Regions from separate parts of the Homo sapiens genome. Here regions 2 and 3 are each linked to region 1. The links are chromatin loops, found by intact Hi-C in ENCODE. Cell type or tissue: heart right ventricle. All regions are shown on one strand. Links, peaks and the distances in the headings refer to the core of each region. The heading gives the core; the rest is flanking DNA. Region 1 overlaps UMODL1 (uromodulin like 1). Region 2 overlaps ZNF295-AS1 (ZNF295 antisense RNA 1). Region 3 overlaps LOC107985502 (a long non-coding RNA gene).

Evidence for each region. A loop is a pair of places that touch in the nucleus more often than their neighbours do. Peaks named below come from ENCODE experiments on the same cell type or tissue, not always from the same donor. Only the 100,000 strongest peaks of a DNase experiment are listed, where the experiment ranks them.
Region 2: it touches region 1 in a loop (3-fold over the local background); 39 of 110 quality-filtered maps call a loop at or near these places.
Region 3: a loop joins it to region 1, with 2.1 times the contacts of the local background. A loop is called at or near these places in 15 of 110 quality-filtered maps.

What each region holds. Positions count from the first base shown.
Region 1 is chr21:42,092,016-42,097,899 of GRCh38, reverse strand. All of the region lies in intron 6 of UMODL1 (uromodulin like 1), which reads right to left. Among named protein-coding and RNA genes, the nearest start is that of UMODL1-AS1, 14 kb to the left of the region's middle. RefSeq lists an enhancer at 4,018-4,523. In heart right ventricle, for the core only: no CTCF peak of the experiment used is centred there; a DNase peak (open chromatin) is centred at 3,679; H3K27ac peaks cover 555 bases; H3K27me3 peaks cover 1,647 bases.
Region 2 is chr21:42,024,343-42,030,226 of GRCh38, reverse strand. It overlaps ZNF295-AS1 (ZNF295 antisense RNA 1), which reads right to left. Exons shown (of 2, transcript NR_119384.1): 2 at 5,307-5,884. Among named protein-coding and RNA genes, the nearest start is that of ZBTB21, 17 kb to the right of the region's middle. In heart right ventricle, for the core only: no CTCF peak of the experiment used is centred there; no DNase peak of the experiment used is centred there; H3K27ac peaks cover 1,154 bases.
Region 3 is chr21:42,045,820-42,051,703 of GRCh38, reverse strand. All of the region lies in intron 1 of LOC107985502 (a long non-coding RNA gene), which reads right to left. Among named protein-coding and RNA genes, the nearest start is that of UMODL1, 23 kb to the left of the region's middle. In heart right ventricle, for the core only: no CTCF peak of the experiment used is centred there; a DNase peak (open chromatin) is centred at 3,262; H3K27ac peaks cover 750 bases.

The DNA.
Region 1 (5,884 bases), core at 561-5,560:
GCCTCAGAGAGCAAAGCTCTGATGTACCAACCTATATATATTCTAGTGCTCAAATAGCATCGAAGCTCTTTTTTGGTTAAAAACATTCTGGCTGTACAGCAAGTGTCTGGGCAGTAAGAATTATATAAAAAGTAGACGGCCCCCAGTCTACGCACCAAAATTTTCACATCAGAATTTAAGCTCTATAAAAATAAGCAACAAAGAACTTTTAAAAATATATTTTGCAAAACCATGGTAAAGAAAATAATAATTTTATAATGTGTGGCTTCCCAAAGCCTTTTCTGTAAGGACTGGTAGGATATATGCTTTCTAGTATCATGAAAAGAATTCTGCTTTTAGACATATGTGCCTGCTTTCTCTCAATAACAAAAACAAAAACAAAAAAAACCCAACACTGTCCAACTCATTTCCCTTTGCGCCTTGGCTGCTGAGAGGCTCAGAATCCAATTTAGTGCCCAGTCACCACCACGCGACATAGCCCTGCTGTCTCCTCCTTCCAACCTGAGACTGAGCTGCCTCCTTTGAATCTTGGTCCCTGTGTAGGTGAGCTCCCTCACTGAGAACCTGCCACTCCACCTCCCAGCAGATGAGCATCTGTTACTGGAATCTGGACAGGCTTCACTCAGACAGGATCAGTGACATCCATCCAAATTCTGATGTGTCCTAATAACACTTCTAGGATGTGGGGTAGAATGTAGTTTTTTAAAAGACACATCTATACTTTTTACAGGATTGTCCAGTGATTTTCGGCATACTGGTCAGGGAAACAGACATGGATTCATTCTTTATGATATTTTCTTTAGTGGCAAGAAAAGCAGAAATGCTTCAACTGAGGGTGGCCCAAAGCTTGGGACCTGAGATTGTGGGTGGCACCCCCGTCTCCAGGGTCACCAGAACCCTGGAATCAAAAAGACCCCCCACTCACTGCCTGGCCTTCTAACAACCACCCGGCTTCTTAAAGTCTGTTCCTTGGGAACATATGTCTCACTGAAAAAGGAAGGGCGGGCTACAATTTCTTTTCCAAAAAGTCTGCTAAAAGCACTGACTGTTCTATTTTTGTACAGTCAGGACACAGCCCCAAGCATTTTTTTAATCCACGTTGGTGGAGGATGGTGTGACAGCAAAACGCCCTGCAAACAGGAAAGTGGGGCGGCCACGAGCAGGCGCAGCAGCTATAACAGCAGCCCCCCAGCCCACACCCAGGGCTCCAACCTTGCCTCCTTGTTGCCATTCAGATATCAAACTTGACGCAGAGCGAGAGAGCACATGGGTGGGACAACAGATGGCCCACCCAGATTACAGGCCATTTAAAAACGCATTCTATAAGGAGTGCTTCTGAACGGAGCAGAGTTAAAATTAAAAGGGCACCCGTACTTATTTGAAAAGAACGCAGAGGAATGGTGTTTGGAAAGAAGTCTCACAGGGTACGGGGCTGGCAATGCATGCTTTACCTCTTTTAATAAGTATATTTACTCTTTAAATTAAGATGCCAGGGGGTTTTTGGATCACTGGATGGGGGACCTGCAAACCTGGCATTTCAAATGCTGTGAAGCCCTCCGAGGCATCTGCAGAAGCTGCCGTCAGTGACTTTTGCAACTAAGAGAGATTGCAAGCATTTGGGGTAAAAGAATCTCATCTAATCCAAAGAAATGCATTATCCCTGAGGACAATGTTCCCATCCAATATCTGTGTGGCCCTTTCTCCAGTGTGTTACCTTGAAGCATTTGGAATTGTCCATATTTGACCATGTTTGACCAATAAGGGCACCAATTTCTTATGGCTCAATTTTTTTTAATTGAGCTTCTACTATGCACCCAGCATCACCATAAACACTGAGGGAACAATGATGAGTTAAGGTCCACAGTGTCCAAGCTAACGCAGCATGCATTATAGCAGCGGTAGGAACTTGCAGGGAGCTATAAATTAACTCCCTGGTGTGAGCCCCCTGCAGTACTCCCTCCCATGACATCCATGTCACAAACCAGCCAAGCTATCAGCGACATGGTTACAGGTAATGTTTCCTGGGTACTGTGTGCACCAGCCATGTTATCCTATTTAGTCCTTACAGCAATCCCAGGTAATAAGTTCTTCTAGGATCCCCATTTTACAGAGGACAAAACTGAGGCCTAGAAAGGTCAAGTAGGTAGTAAATGGCAAAGCTGAACAATAGGAAATAGCAAAGTTCACTTGCCTTACTACTAAGCTTTCCTATCACCAGTAGCAGGCTGAATAATGAGCTTCAAAGATATCAAGTCCTAATCCCTGCAACCTACGACTGTGACCTTATTTGGAAAAGGAATCTTTGCAGATGTGATTCAGTGAAGTATCTTCAGATGGAAAGATAATCCTGGATTTCCCAGGTACACCCTAAATGCAATCACAAGTGTCCTTATAAAAGAGAATCGGGGGGATTTATACACAGACACACACACACACACAAAGGAGAAGGCGGTATGAAGCTGGAATAGAGAAAAAACAAAGATGTTGACCTTGAAGATGGAGTAGGGCTGGGCGTGGTGGCTCACATCTGTAATCCCAGAACTTTGGGAGGCCAAAGTGGGCGGATGGCTTGAGCCCAGGAGTTTGAAACCAGCCTGGGCAATATAGCAAGACCCTATCTTTACAAAAAACACAAACATTAGCCAGACGTAGTGATGTGTGCCTATAGTCCCAGCTACTTGGGGGGCTGAGCTAGGAGGATTAATTGAACCCAGGAGGTGGAGGCTGCAGTGAGCCGAGACTGTGCCACTGTACTTCAGCCTGAGTGACAGAGCAAGACCCTGTCTCAAAAAAAAAAAAAAAAAAAAAAACAGCAGAAGAAAACAAAGGAGTGATGCAGCCACAAGCCAAGGAATGCCGGCAGCCACCAGAGGGCAGAGAGGCAAGGAATGGATTCTCCCAGAGCCTCCTGGGAGCACAGCCCTGCTGGCAACCTGATTTAGGCCCAGTGGTAACTATTTCAAATTTCTGGTCCTCAGAACTGTGAGAGGATACATTTCTCTTGTTTGAAGCCACCCAGTTCATGGGCCTTTGTTAGGGAAACCCGGGAAACTTACATATCTACGAAATTTCACGGCAGCTGTTCCCGTGGCTGGACAGCACAGCTTGGAGAGTTTTCTTTGTGTTGTAAAACCAACCAACCAACTTCTAACGTGCTAAGGCCAATCTCTCTTTTGTTGGACAGACCTTGGGGTATTTTAAAACTGGAAATCTTCCTTCTACCCCCGACTCCTCTCTTCCAGGGTAGGCCCCTATAACTTGGTTTTTGGTTTTTCATTAGCCAGGACACCCTCCTTTGGTTACCCTTAAATGGGGACCCTTTTCAGTGTCCCCCTTAAATGTGGCCCTAGAAAATGATGCTCTTGACTCTGGGTTTGTATGACCCAAGGCCACGGCAATGCGGATAATCTAAACTTCAGGCCCCAGAGCCCTTGCTCCACAGCCCTCCCCAACCACAGCTAGGAACACAAGTTCAGAACTTTGCCTCTATCTGGGTAAAGCACCCTGGGTTCTCCACGTCTGACAGTCTGGCCCTTGTTTCTTCCCGGGCAGCCGTGACTCATCTCTGGTTCAGCAGGGAAGGTGCCGGGGATGCTGTTTCCCTTAGCAATATGCAATTGGAATTCACTCTAAACTGCTGATCTGGAAACACTGGATTAGTGTGTCCTGCCCTATTAGAAGTGAAGCTGGGGCCGCGCAGCCTCCCCTCTTTGTGTTTGGCGGTCGCTCGAGCGGCCCTGTATCCTGACGCAATCTGGCAGTTCACTGTGCCAAGCAACACGGCAGAGTGTGACTGCCAACAAACCTAACCGTAAATAGAATCTAATATTTTTCCGGATGACTGACCAGGGTAAAAATAACTATTTGGAAAATACCTGTTTTCCAACCTTCTGTGCTCACGAAAGGGACAGGATTCTCACCCTGGAAGCCACAGAGCAGGAATCTATAGACAGTTCTCTGCAGAGCTTAGTGGGGTGCCGTGGGATGTGGACGTGGCGCGAAGTTCTAAGTGGATCTCAAGGCCACGTGCTGCGGGGTACAGGAGTGTTCTCAGTGTTTTGCTGGCAGAGCTGGGCTGGAAATTTTTAATACCTGGAGACCCCGGGGATGACCACTGTGAAAACCTCTCTTTCCGTGATTGATCCAGGAAACGTTTGTGGAGTGCCTGCTCTTTGCGGGGCACCAGGGATTCATCTGCCAGTGGGTGGAGGGCAAGTCCGCTCTCCCCACACAGCCTCATTCTGATAGGAGGGGAACGTTCCTGGTGATGGGGGGAAGATCTGACCCTGGAGCCCGCCACATCCACAGCTGGCTCTGGGAACTGGTCCACTCCCCCAACCCCTCGCCCACAGGACAACGAGAAGAGCCAATCAGAACCTTAGGCTGAACACGGGGTCTCCTGCCTGCAATCCCAGCGCTTTGTGAGGCCAAGGAGGAAGGATCTCTTGAGGCTGGGAGCTTGAGAACAGCCTGGGCTACTCAGTGAGACCTCGTCTCTACAAAAAAATTTAAAAATGAGCCAGCTGTGGTGGCGCATGGCTGTGGTGGTGCATGCCTGTGGTCCCAGCTACTCCAGAGGCTGAGATTGGAGCCTGGGAGCTGGAGGCTGCAGTGACCGGCGATCACGCCACTGCACTCCAGCCTGGGTGACAGAGTAAGACCCTGTCTCTATAAAAAACAAACAATAAAATTAATTAAATAAATAAATAAACCAGAACCTTAGACTCCTTTTCCTAGTTGGGTTCTAGAACGCCAAATAAAATAATTCAACTCTTCTGGAGCTCTACCCAACTCTTGGTCCTAAGCACTCATGAAGGTTGGAAAGGGCATGGCGGTTTTCCTGAGTGCACTGGGACAAAAGGCAGCCCCCGAGGGCGGGGGAGAGCCCATCACACTCTCAGGCAGGTCCCCGCCAGAGGGCTCCTAGGGAAGACAGCCTTGGGACACAGCTGGTTCATGTGCGTCTTCAGAGGACCAGCCTTGGGATCTTATGCAAGAAAATCACCTTCGTCCCCCTCAATTTCCTCTTCTGAAAAAAAAAATGAGCTTAAGGAGAGTAGTTGCCTCTTGGGGTTAGTCTAAGAATTTAAACGAAGCAATACCCACAGAGTGCTCAGAGCAGAGCCCAGAGCGCGTGAAGTGCGGGCAACTGCCAGCTGTGGTGTTATTGTGAACAAAGGGATGGTCCTCAATGTTGAGTCCCTTTTAAGGAAAAAGAACATGCAAATTAAATGATTAACGAATTCAAATTGGATATAAAGAGATTCCCTGTAACCCCTGTCACAAGGTTACAGTTCCAGACTCTTGAAAGCAACAGAAGTGCTCCCGTGAGGGGAAAGAATATTATATGATTGCTTTAGAAAGCCACTAGTTTTCAACCACCAATAATTATCATGGTGAAAACCAGGCTTCTTCTTGGAAACTTTATACACATTATAGGAACTGAAGAAAGCAGCTTATAAAATTACACATGTAGCAGGATTTAAATAAGGTTTAAAAAAAAAAACAAAAAAACCCTCAACCCTGCGTTCAATAAGGTCAAAACCTGGAAAGGAACAGGGAATAGAAAGAGCCGGGATCAGCTTCGCCTGTCTTTTGAGAGACCCCCTGGGAGTCCACAGCCTCCTCCACATCAGGCTTTCCTTCCCTCAGCCTGTTCATAGTCAAGCTTCCCTGCAGGATTCTCGGCTATTCTCGCTTCTTTCTCTCCTCCAGCTGTCTTCCTAACCCGGGCTGCTGGCTGCTTCCCTTCTGCTCTCCTGAAGTCTGCACCGGATCCCCGTAGTTCCCACAGGCACTTTCCTGCCCTGCTGTTACCCATGCGTGTACCCTCCCTGCTTGCCGGCCAGCTTACCGCTTGCTCGCTTGGGGCTTGCTGAGCCTT
Region 2 (5,884 bases), core at 762-5,761, 68 kb after region 1:
CTTGCAGATGGTGACTTCTCCGTGTCCTTACGTGGCCGTCCCTCTGTGAGTGTCTGTGTCCTCATCTCCTCTTTCGATAAGGGCACAGTCAGATTGAATTAGGGCCCACACTAGTGAATCTGATTTATTCACTCACTTAAAGACTCTACCTCCAAATAGAGTCACATCAGGAGGTATTGGGGGTTCGGACTTTAACATATGAGTTTGGGGTGGATGCAATTCAGCCCTTAACACCCCTCAAGGCCTGACTGCTGCCACAAACACTATTTAAGACAGAGCTGAATGGAGCTACACTTCAATATTTCTGCAAACTGTTTCTTCAACTAGTCTTCATTTCACCAGAGCAGGAAACATTACCTTCTGCTTCAAATGATTGGCTCCCAGAAGTTGTAATAAACGGAGCTTATAATAATCTCAGGACTACCTGTCTGGGGTCAAAGGGTCTGAGTTCTGATCCTGATGCTGCCCCAGCCTCGGTGAGCTAAGCTCTGCATCTGAAAAGTGAGCAAATTGACCTAGAAGACCTCCTGGTTCTTCTCCATCTCCAAAGTCCTCCGGCTTTTTTCGAGCCACAAGGAAAGGAGAGTTTGCCTTAGAGGAACTGACTTGCCCATCAGCCTTGTAGGGTGTGGTGGTGCCCTTCTTAATCAAAAGTCTGTCCCTCACTGTGCTCAATCAAAGGCCACAGTCACTGTCAAGCTGTGTCTCAAAGGTGACTGCGTTCCACTCCCAGGTTTTTGGTGATTTTGGAAAAACAAATGGACTTATTTTAGGGACTGTCATTTTCTGAGATCCATGCAACACTTCCCATTTAGGACCACCTGTCTGGAAGTAGGTTCACTCAGCACCTTGAATTCCAGCTTCCTCTCAAGGAAAGGAAAGTTGGTTCCACAGCAGTTTGGACAGCTCTTGTTTGTTCTCGTTATGCAAAGCCAGCCCAGGATGAGGCCCCTCCAAATCTACAGAAACAGACACGCAGCTGACCCAGGCAGCCTAGAGTGGAAGGGCGGCAACACAGAATCAGGCAATCTCTGTCTGCATTGTAAATACTGAGGAGGAAACAGATGGAAGTCATATTTGAGGGCAGAGAACACGGTACTGGCTCACAACCTCTGGGACAGGTGGCACCAGGAACAGCATAGTAGAGTTCCTGAGCTAGAGAAGGGCCATAGAGGAAAAGCCAAGGGCACAGCAGGGTCCCACTGACTCCCAGAGACTTGCAACCCAGGCTCCTTACCCCAGGTCACCTTCCCAGAGAGGCCCCGCCTTCACCTCTCTTTGAGTATTTCACCGCCGCACAGAGAAGGACTTTCCCAAGACTGGGGACAGGCAGAGGGCCCTCTCCAGCCTCCCTATGCTGCGGGCAAAGAGCCCTGGGGTCAAAGGGTCTGGGTTCTGATCCTGATGCTGCCCCAGCCTCGGTGAACTGAACTCTGCATCTGAAAAGTGAGCAAGTTGAACTAGAAGACCTCCTGGTTCCTCTCCATCTCCTAAGTCCTCTGACCTTTTTGGGGAGCCACAAGGAATGCAGAGTTTGTATTAGAGGAACTGACTTGCTCATCGGCCCCACAGGGTGTGGCGGTGCCCTTCTTATTCAGAAGGCCCTCACCCACTGTGCTCGATCGAAGGCCACGGTCACAGCCAAGATGCAAGGGCTCTAGGCCCCCTGTCACCCAGAGGCAACCCAACGCTTCTCATGCCCCAGCCACCTGCAGGGTGTATGGGCTGTAATGGGGCACTGGCAGAGCGGGCCTTTCCTTCCCTCCTCATAAAACAAATATGAATTTATACGTATTTAAAAACATCTTCCTTTCTCTATCTCAGTTTGGAAAAAACTAAGAAATATGTGTGTCCTACGCTTTCTGGTTGATTAAAGAACAGCTTGACCTGGAAAATGGAAATTTTAAGCTGCTTACAGGGCCTGGAAAGAAATGAGGAAGCCAATTTGAGCACAGAATAAAAATACCATCTGGACTTCGGTGACAGTGAGTAACGCTGCTGGCTTTTCTGAGCTCAGACAATTATTATATGAAAAAAGAGTTTCTAAATGCCTGCATGTTAAAATGGTGAAAGATGTTTAATGGGGAATAGAGACGAAAGGGACCCCAGCACCCCTGCGTGACACACACTTGGGTACAGGGCGCTCACTGTGTCTGAAAGCACGGGAGGAGCAGACGGCGTCACCAAGGGCATCTCCGGTCTGTGCAGGCACAGAGCAAAACCAGCCATGCGCCAGGTCTGGGGTCTCCCCGCACGTCCAGCTCATCAAGGAGGCGGAGGACAGGAGGAGCACGGGGGAGGAAGTCCCATGTCCCATGTGCGTTGTCTTGGAATACGTAAACTCTTAGCTCAAGACTCTGCAGCACTGGGAAGGGCCCCATCGTCCATGTGGGCTGCTTCAGCAAAGTACAGAGGCAGAGTGATGACAAACAGCACCTGGTTCAGATTCCAATATACGTGTGACACACCCCCCCCACACACACCACACAACACACAACATATGCCACATCACACCACACACACACCACAAACACACATGCACACACCATAATCGCACACACAAAACCACACACACGCCACACATACACAGACATATAACCCCACACCCCCCGCATAACACACCCCACACAACACACACACCCTAAATACACCACACACACCCCCCACACCACACACACACACCACACATCACACACACAAAAAAACCACACAGATGCCACACACACACACCCCACACAACACACACACCCTACACACACACCACAACCACACACTCCACACCACACACACACCCCACACCACACACACACACCACACACACAAATAAAACCACACACATGCCACACATACACACACATATACCGCACACACACCCCACACAACACAACCCACACAACACACACACCCTACACACACACCACACACACACCACACACACCACACACACACACACCACAGACACACCCCACATCACACACCCACACACACCACACCTCACACACATGCACCACACATACACATGAACGCACCACACACCACACACACCCACACACCACACACACACCACACATACACACACACACCCCACACACACCCCACACCATATATACACACCCTACACACACACCACACAACACACACACACCCTACACACACACCACACACACACACCCCACACCACACACACACCCTACACCACACACACCCCACACCATACACACATCACACATACATACCCACACACACATACACACTCCACACCACACACACACCCTACACACACACACCCATTTCCCACACAAACATATAGCACACACACAACACACACACACGCCACACACACATACACACACCACACATACGCGCACCCCACACACCCTACACTACACACACAGCCAAGATGCAAGGGCTCTAGGCCCCCTGTCACCCAGAGGCAACTCAACGCTTCTCATGCCCCAGCCACCTGCAGGGTGTATGGGCTGTAATGGGGCACTGGCAGAGCGGGCCTTTCCTTCTCTCTTCATAAAATGAATACGAATTTATACATACTTAAAAACATCTTCCTTTCTCTATCTCAGTTTGGAAAAAACTAAGAAATATGTGTGTCCTACGCTTTCTGGTTGATTAAAGAACAGCTTGACCTTTAAACGTGTATATGTATGTACACATACACATATACGCATTCCACCCCACACACATACCCCACACCACAGACACATACACACCACACCCCACACACATACACATGTACACACATACACACCACACAGCCCTCCACACACACACCCCACACACACATACACACATGCTGTTTTGTAAATATTAATTTTTTTCTAATTTGGCCTGAGGTCTCTCTTGAGAGTGGCTGTAAATTCTAGCCCTGACCAGGAGCGAGCTGGGCTGAGACACAGGAGGCGGTGCTGCAGAGCTCATGAGCTCAGAAGCAGCTGATGTCTCCCAGGGCCGCGAGAGGAGAGGGCAGCCCACCTCGCAGGGCTGACGGGAGTGGGGAGCCACTGGGGACATGCACACTCAACCATCGGGCAGGGGGAAAGATAGGGAGACCCAGGGGCCAACACCTTTATGGGGACCAAGGAGTTAGCCAAGCAGGTTTACCACGGGAGTTCTAATCGGTGGGTCTGGAGCAAGCAGGCAAGAGCTCCGTGGGGTCACACTGTGACTGAAGGGTCACTGGGGCATAGGTCTGCACAGTCCATGTGGGGTGTGGGGTCTGAGGGCGAGTCAGGCAGGTTGTGTCCAGCTGTCCCGTGAGGAGGGGTCACCAGGAGGCAGTGGTGCAAGGCAGATGTCTGGACTGGCCACACTGAGAACCTGGGAGGAAGAGGACTGGAAAACTCTGTCAGGGTGAGACAGTCCAGCTTACGTTCAAAATGGATCTGGCACAGCGGGGACATTGGCTGTGTGACGAACATGTCCAGGGCACCAATTTGTCATTAATCCTTGTGGCACTTTAGGTTATGAACTGTGGTTTTATCATTACTTCCATTTTATTTTTATCTTCAGCAAGGAAAAAAAATAATAAGGAAAAAGGCAAAGATCAAAGAAAAAGGCATGAGTAATAGCTACACTCCACAGTGATCTGGACGTCGGCAGGGCTGAGGACATGAGACTGTCTGCTGCTGATGCCACCCCTCTGCGGCTGCCACGTCAGAGCAGGCCAGCCCTGTGTGGTCCCCACCTCCTGAAAAAATCCATCTGCTATTTGTTCAACAGGAAAGTTTATGGATTCTCCTTCTCACATCGTTAATCTCAACTTGGAGGCTTACAAAAACTTTACTTGTTTTCAAAGTAAAAGCAAATTAAAAAGTAGATTAAGCAAAAGGTGACGGTTAATTTGATGTATCAACCTGGCTAAGCCACAGTACCCAGATATTTGGTCAAACGTTGTTCTAGATGTTTTTGTGAAGGTACTTTTTGTAGATGAGATTAACGTTTAAATCAGTAGACTTTGAGTAAAGCTGATTTGTGTCCATAGCGTGGATGAGCCTCATCCGGTCAGCCAAAGGTCTTCTAGAGAAAGACTGAGGTCCCCTGAACAGGAAGGAACTCTCCCGCCCATGGCCTTCCTATTCAAACTGCAGCTCTTTCCTGGGTCTCCAGCGTGCCGGCCCATCCTACAGACTGTGGACATGCCAGGCTGCACAATTGCATGAGCTGATTCCTTATGTCTTCCTCCCTCCTTCTTTCTCTCTGCGCGCACACACACACACACACACACACACACACACACACACACACAGTTGCTGCTGTTTCTCTAGAGAACCCTGACAAACAAGCCATGTTTATTATTTTGAGATTTTTCAGTGGCTGACACTTCATTATCCACATGACATTGGCTCTTTTTCCTTTCACAGTATTTTTTAATTTCACGGAGATCTGGGTCAGCCTGTGGGCGTGGGTAGCTTGTGAACCACCATCAGTGGGTATGCTCCAAAGAGGCTCAGTATTGAGGACGACTGTCCTATCCATCCAGAGTGTGATCTAAGGCCGTGGAGAGAGGGTCGGCCAGGCCCAGCCACAAACAAAACACCCATAAGATCTCAAGTCAGTATCACCTCCCTCCTGGGAGGAAGGCTCGGCACAGGCAGGACCCGGGGAGGAGGGCTGGGGAAGCCACCCTGGCCTGGAGAGGAGAATGGGAGACAGAGGAAAAGGGAGCTTGGTGAGGCTCCAAGTCACAGCCAAAACCCGACAAAGTGAGGCACAAACTCGTTTGGGACACAGAGGAGAGCAGCACCCACAGCGTGGTGCCACCCAGAGAGTCCAAGACGACGATGGTGGGGCTAGAAGACGACGGTGGGACTGGAAGACGACGGTGGGGCTGGAAGACGATGGTGGGGCTGGAAGACGACGGTGGGGCTGG
Region 3 (5,884 bases), core at 216-5,215, 46 kb after region 1:
GACAGACTCGGAGGAGGCCAGTATCCAGATGGTGTCGCCTCATACACTGCAAACCTGAAAACAGGCCACCGTGCCCACCTGCTCCCTGGAGGTCAGCCACATGCGGAGATCCACCCAGCAGATAGGTTTTTGGATTTTGCTGATCGATGGGAAGGATCCATCGATGTGGATTCCAAGCCTTTCAATAAAAGCGACTTTGATGTTGTTGGTTCTAGTTTTGCACTTTCTTTACTAAAGAAAATGAAAATAATCCTTCCCTCAGTATCATCAAGATCATGAAGGCAAATACAGCATGAATTTGAGAAAAGATCCTAAACCGGAAAAAACGTGGTTGCAAAGGGCATTCTATTTGAATAAGGATGATGGGTTCAAGGGTAGGATATAACAATGTCAGTGATATAAGAGAATGACTATTCCTAGCAATACACACCAAAGCACTTGGGAAAAGAAACCTGATGTCCACAACCTCTTTAAATAGTTCTTGCCCTAAAATCTATGTGTGTGTACATATATACAAACATACATATACATACATATATTTACATACACATATGTATCCGCACATATAAACACACATATACATACACATATATTTACACACACATATGTATATGCACATATATACACACACACATATATTTACATACACACATACACACATACATACACACATATATTTGCATACACATCTATGTATATGCACATATATACACACATATATATGAAAAGATATGTACATGGACAGAGATGATACTATATACATGTAAGAAAAGATATATACATAGAGATTATACTAGAGAGAGGATATTAAGCAAATGAGACAAAATGCTCACAATTAATGAATTGGTTGAAGTGTACAAACGTTTCTTTGTACTATTCTTGCAACTTTTTTCTAAGGCTAAAATTGTATATCACAATGGCTAATGTGTGAATCATGATAGAAACACACTGCCTAATCTCAGTGGAGGTGGCCTGGGGACCCCTGGCGTGTGGCTGGAAGAATAAAGGCAGGAGTGAGGTGCCCTGGGACGCATCCATATCTGTGAGTGAAGGCTTCTTGCAGCCGAAGCAGCTGCCCAGAGCTCCTGGGGAGTACACGGGTTTCAAGAGCACTCGCAAAGCCAAAAGCAGTCAGCAGGCCTTCATCAGCTGCTCCTTGCTGGGTTCCGGAGAAAATGCTCCCTTCTTGGAGACATCGGTGACCCACAGAATGCACAGGTATGCTGCAGGCCACACACCTGGGGACAGAGGGTCTAAGGACTGGGCACATCATGCTGCAAATTCTTTCCTCCAGGGCCCCTCTCAGAGCTCTCAGTCTGGTCGTGCTCTGTAGCCTGTGCAGGCTCCTCTGCGATGAGAAATACCCAGTGTCCAGTGGATGAAATGCTCAGGGTGAGGCAGTGCCCTGGACCACATGAACAGCAACTCACACGGCGTGTGTGGAGTAGAACACACGGGCGGGGCCGGCTGCCTGGTTCTGAGCCTCACAGTCTGACCCCCCAAAGCTATGGTGGTTTCCCCTGGACCACACAGCTGAATGCCCTCAGGGCTTGCACCACGCCCCCAGTTTCTCTCTTCTAAGACCCAGACTCTGAGCTGGGCATATTCTGAGTTCCTCCTCCCCACGATAGGTCCACAGCTACTCAGCTCAGAAGCAGGACCACAGAGCAAGGGAAACCAGGCCCAAGGTCCCCTCTAAGCAAGCACTGCTCACCTGCCCACGGGTCTGACCCAGCATTACACACAGCATCAGGCCCTTGTCTCATATTTGTACCTGACTTCCACTCCATTCATTCAAAACATGTTGTCTGCACGTCCTGGGCTCTGCAGTAGGGGGTGACAGTTCACTGAAGGCTCCTTGGTCCCCAGGAGGCAGGGTCAACTCTGCCTGGGTCTCCAGGGCTCAGCCTGAACTTCAGCCTGAATCTGCCACCACCCCGCCCTGGACATGCCAACAGGTGAGCACCCTACTTCTGCCCCCTCCCCGCCAGGTCTCTTTGCAGAGGCCCAGGCCCCGTTCAGCTTCCCCACTGGTCCCTGGTGTCCATCTCCATGCCCAGAGCTCCTCATTCTCTTCCTGACTCTCGTTTCTCTGCACGGCTCTCTTGTCTCCTACCCACACCTTCATAGATGATGAGTAAGTGGGTCTTTCCTTAGGTTCCCGCAAACATGGACTTATCGCACATCCACATTGATGTCAGAAAGGTCACAGCTATATGCTGACCATAATAATGATGGGGACGTGGACCCCGGCACCCAGAGTGGGCACCGCACCATGCTAAGGAGAAGCAATGAGCAAGCCAGCCCTGGATGTCTCCTGGAGTCGAGAGAGGCTTGGGGCCCGGCTGTTCAAAGTGTGGCCCCAGACCAGCAACATCAGTGTCACCTGGGAGCTTGCGAGACTCCTATGCCCTGTCCCAGACTTACTGAATCCGAATCTGCAGCTCTACAAGATCTACAGGTGGTTCTTGGGCCTATTCATATTTGAGGAAAACTTGGTGTAGGATATGCCTTTTATGAGGGGGGGAAAAAAAGAAGCCCTTTTTTTGTTTTTGTTTTTGTTTTTTTTTTTGAGACAGAGTCTTGCTCTGTCACCCAGGCTGGAGTGCAGTTGTGCAATCATAGCTCACTGCAGCCTCAACCTCCTGGTTGGGCTTAACCAGGTGGGAGGATCCAGTGATCTTCCCATCTCAGCTTCTCAAGGAACTGGGCTACAGATGTAGGCCACCACACCTGGCTAATTTATTTTTATTTTTGTAGAGATGGGGTTTCTGCCTTGTTTCCTAGGCTGGTCTCGAACTCCTGGGCTCCAGCAATCCTCCTGCCTCAGTCTCCCAAAATGCTAGGATTAGAGAGCCACTGCACCCAGCCAGGAGACAAACATTTTAATCAAGGTTTTTAAGCCCAGGAAGCAGTAAAGGAAGGTCGGACACAGATTTCCGATACAGATTCCTACTACCGTCCACTCCATCTGTCACTGACCCGTGACAAGCGGCTAATATGCCTGGCGTAGAAGAGGTCGGTTAGACGCCCCCGGCAAGTGGTCCGAGCAACCTGCTCATTGTTACTGGGGAAGAAAGAAACATTCAAATGTTTTCCTGAAGCCCCAGGGGAAGCAGACCAGCCCCTATCTACCTGTGCGTTGGCGTAGCCCCTGTTCCCCGAACCTCCGCCCCTTAACAGCCCAGCACCTTGTAGGCTAAAAAGCATCGTGCGGGAGCTGGGCATGTGCATCAGCCAGCCTGGTGGCGGGGCTGCCGGGAAGGCATCCACTACACGGTCATAAACCTGCCCTTGGCAGCAGCCAGTCAGTGACCTCACACGTGGTCTTTGCTTTGGCCTTGTGGTAATGACCTAAATAAAGCTGGAGTGAAGCATTTCCTCCCGAGAGTCTACAAGACAGGCACATTACTCAGAAAATAAAGTGCAGTGGTAATGACTTCAGAATCTTAAAATAAATCCCATTCAGCCAAAATAAATTTCCCCAAGGCCTAATATTCTAGCTTGGTGTTGGGCATTACTTACCCTCTAAATTCTCAGATGCGCAATGGGTATTTTTCCTATAGGTAAGAAATGGTGAGACTCTCTCCCTCGAAGCCGAAAGCCCCCTGCCGCACAGTCACCCCGGATTCAGCCCAATGATGTCATTCAATTACCCGACAGACATGGAAACCGATGGCTCCCCAACTGTTTGGACTAGAGATGCTTAAGCCCAATTGTGGCTTCCCGGAATTCTTCCTCCCCCAGCACAGTCTCTGGGAAACCAAATATTTTTTTCACACTGAGACAGGTTTTGAATAAATACTGCCACTAAAATTCCATGGTACTTCAAATAAACATGGGATAGTCAGTTACCAATGTCTAAATCCTGCCTTATTGTTTTAAAAACAATTTTTTTTTGAGACAGAGTCTTGCTCTGTGCAATGGCACGATCTTGGCTGCAACCTCTACCTCCTGGGTTCAAGCGATTCTCCTGCCTCAGCCTCCCAAGTAGCTGGGACTACAGGTGTGTGCCACCACACCCAGCTAATTTTTGTATTTTTAGTACAGACAGGGTTTCACTATGTTGGCCAGACTGGTCTCGAACTCCTAACCTTGTGACCCGCCCGCCTCAGCCTCCCAAAATGCTGGGATTACAGGCCTGAGCCACTGTACCCGGCCAAAACAAATTTTAAAGACTATGATTCTCCCACCCTCTCCTTGGCTTGAATCTGTTGAAATGTCCCATGTTTGGCCTTTGCATTTAGAGACACAGAGAAAGGACAAGAGTCGTGGATGCTGCTCCTTGCCCTGCAACAATGCTGCCACTGGGGATGCAGGTGTTTCTTCCTGAGCAAGCCATCTTGTCTTGGGCAGAGGAAGCCAAGTGGGCACTGAGCGAGGTTTTGAATAACTACCTTGGCTGGCTGCACTTCACTTTAGGGGAATGATCAGCAGAAAACTCATAAAGTGCTGCTCTCAAACTTGCTGGGCAGCCGGCCTCCGTGTGATTTAAGCAGAGGTGGACGTGGAGATTGCAGTTGTGTAAAAGTTAAAGGACTCCCATAGTGACCTAAAGTCACCTGCCAGATCACCTGCCAGGTCCAGATCCTTTAAGAAACAAGGACTATGGTTTGGATATTTGTCCCCTCCAAACTCATGCTGAAATTTGGTCTCCTAGGCCGGGTGTGGTGGCTCATGCCTGTAATCCCAGCACTTTGGGGGGCCAACGTGAGTGGATTGCTTGAGCCCAGGAGTTCAAGACCAGACTGGGCTACATAGCAAGACCTCCCTCTACAAAAAAGTATAGAAATTAACCAGACATGGTGGAGGGCACCTGTAGTTCCAGCTACTAAGGAGGCTGAGGTGGGAGGATCACCTGAGCCTGGGAGGTTGAGGCTGCAGTGAAAAAAGAAATTTGAGAAAAAAAAAATGTGGTCTCCGTGTTGGAGGTGGAGCCTAATGGAAAGCATTTGGATAAGGAGGGGAGATTCCTCATAAATGGACTAACGCCCCTCCCTAAGGCTGAGTGGGTTCTCACTCTATTAGTTCCCAAGAAAGCTGGTTGCTGAAAAGGACCTGGCACTTCCCCTCCTTCCCGCTGGGTCCCTCTCGCCCTGTGGTCTCTGCACACCCAGCTCCCCTTTGCCCTCCCCCATAAGTGGAAGCAGCCTGAGGCCCTCCCCAGATGCAGACGCCCAACCATGGACTTTTGCAGCCATCTGGAATCATGAGCCAAATAAACTATACATGTATACATACACATACGTACATACATATATGTATATATAAATTACCCAGCCTCAGCACTCTTTATAGGGGCACAATGAACAAACTAAGCCAGGCGGGGATGGGAAGTAATAACAAACTATGATTAAGTTCAACATGGAAAGCAAGCGCCTCTAATTCTAGTTGATATTATGTAGCTAGCTCACGTAGCAGCTTCCCCACTCCCTTGGGGAAAGGGATTTCTGATGGCCAAGGACACCAGTGGTTGTGGTGTCATTCAGTCATGAAGCTGTTAGAGGTAACTGTCCCCATCTGCTTCCAAATGAGCTTGTGCGGCCCTGGTCCTCCATGTCGCTCTTGAGCAGCCAGCAACCCCCCCCACCTCCCCTCGCCCATGCACACCCTCTTGGGGGTTGTCTGGGGAGGGTAATATGGGTCATATGAGCTTAAGTCAGATAGAGTTAGACATACAGAACCACTGGGACGGAGTGGAGGGGTGACATTCAAACACACATCATTACTGTACCTCCAATACACCCTCTACCACTAATTCCAATACTCAAGAAGAGCTGACTGTATTTGAATTCCATTTTCAACTCAAAGCCAATTTTGAATTCTCCGTCCTTCCAACTTTTCAGACTCAAGGTGCCTCAGCTGCATTCTGTGCCCTGACAGA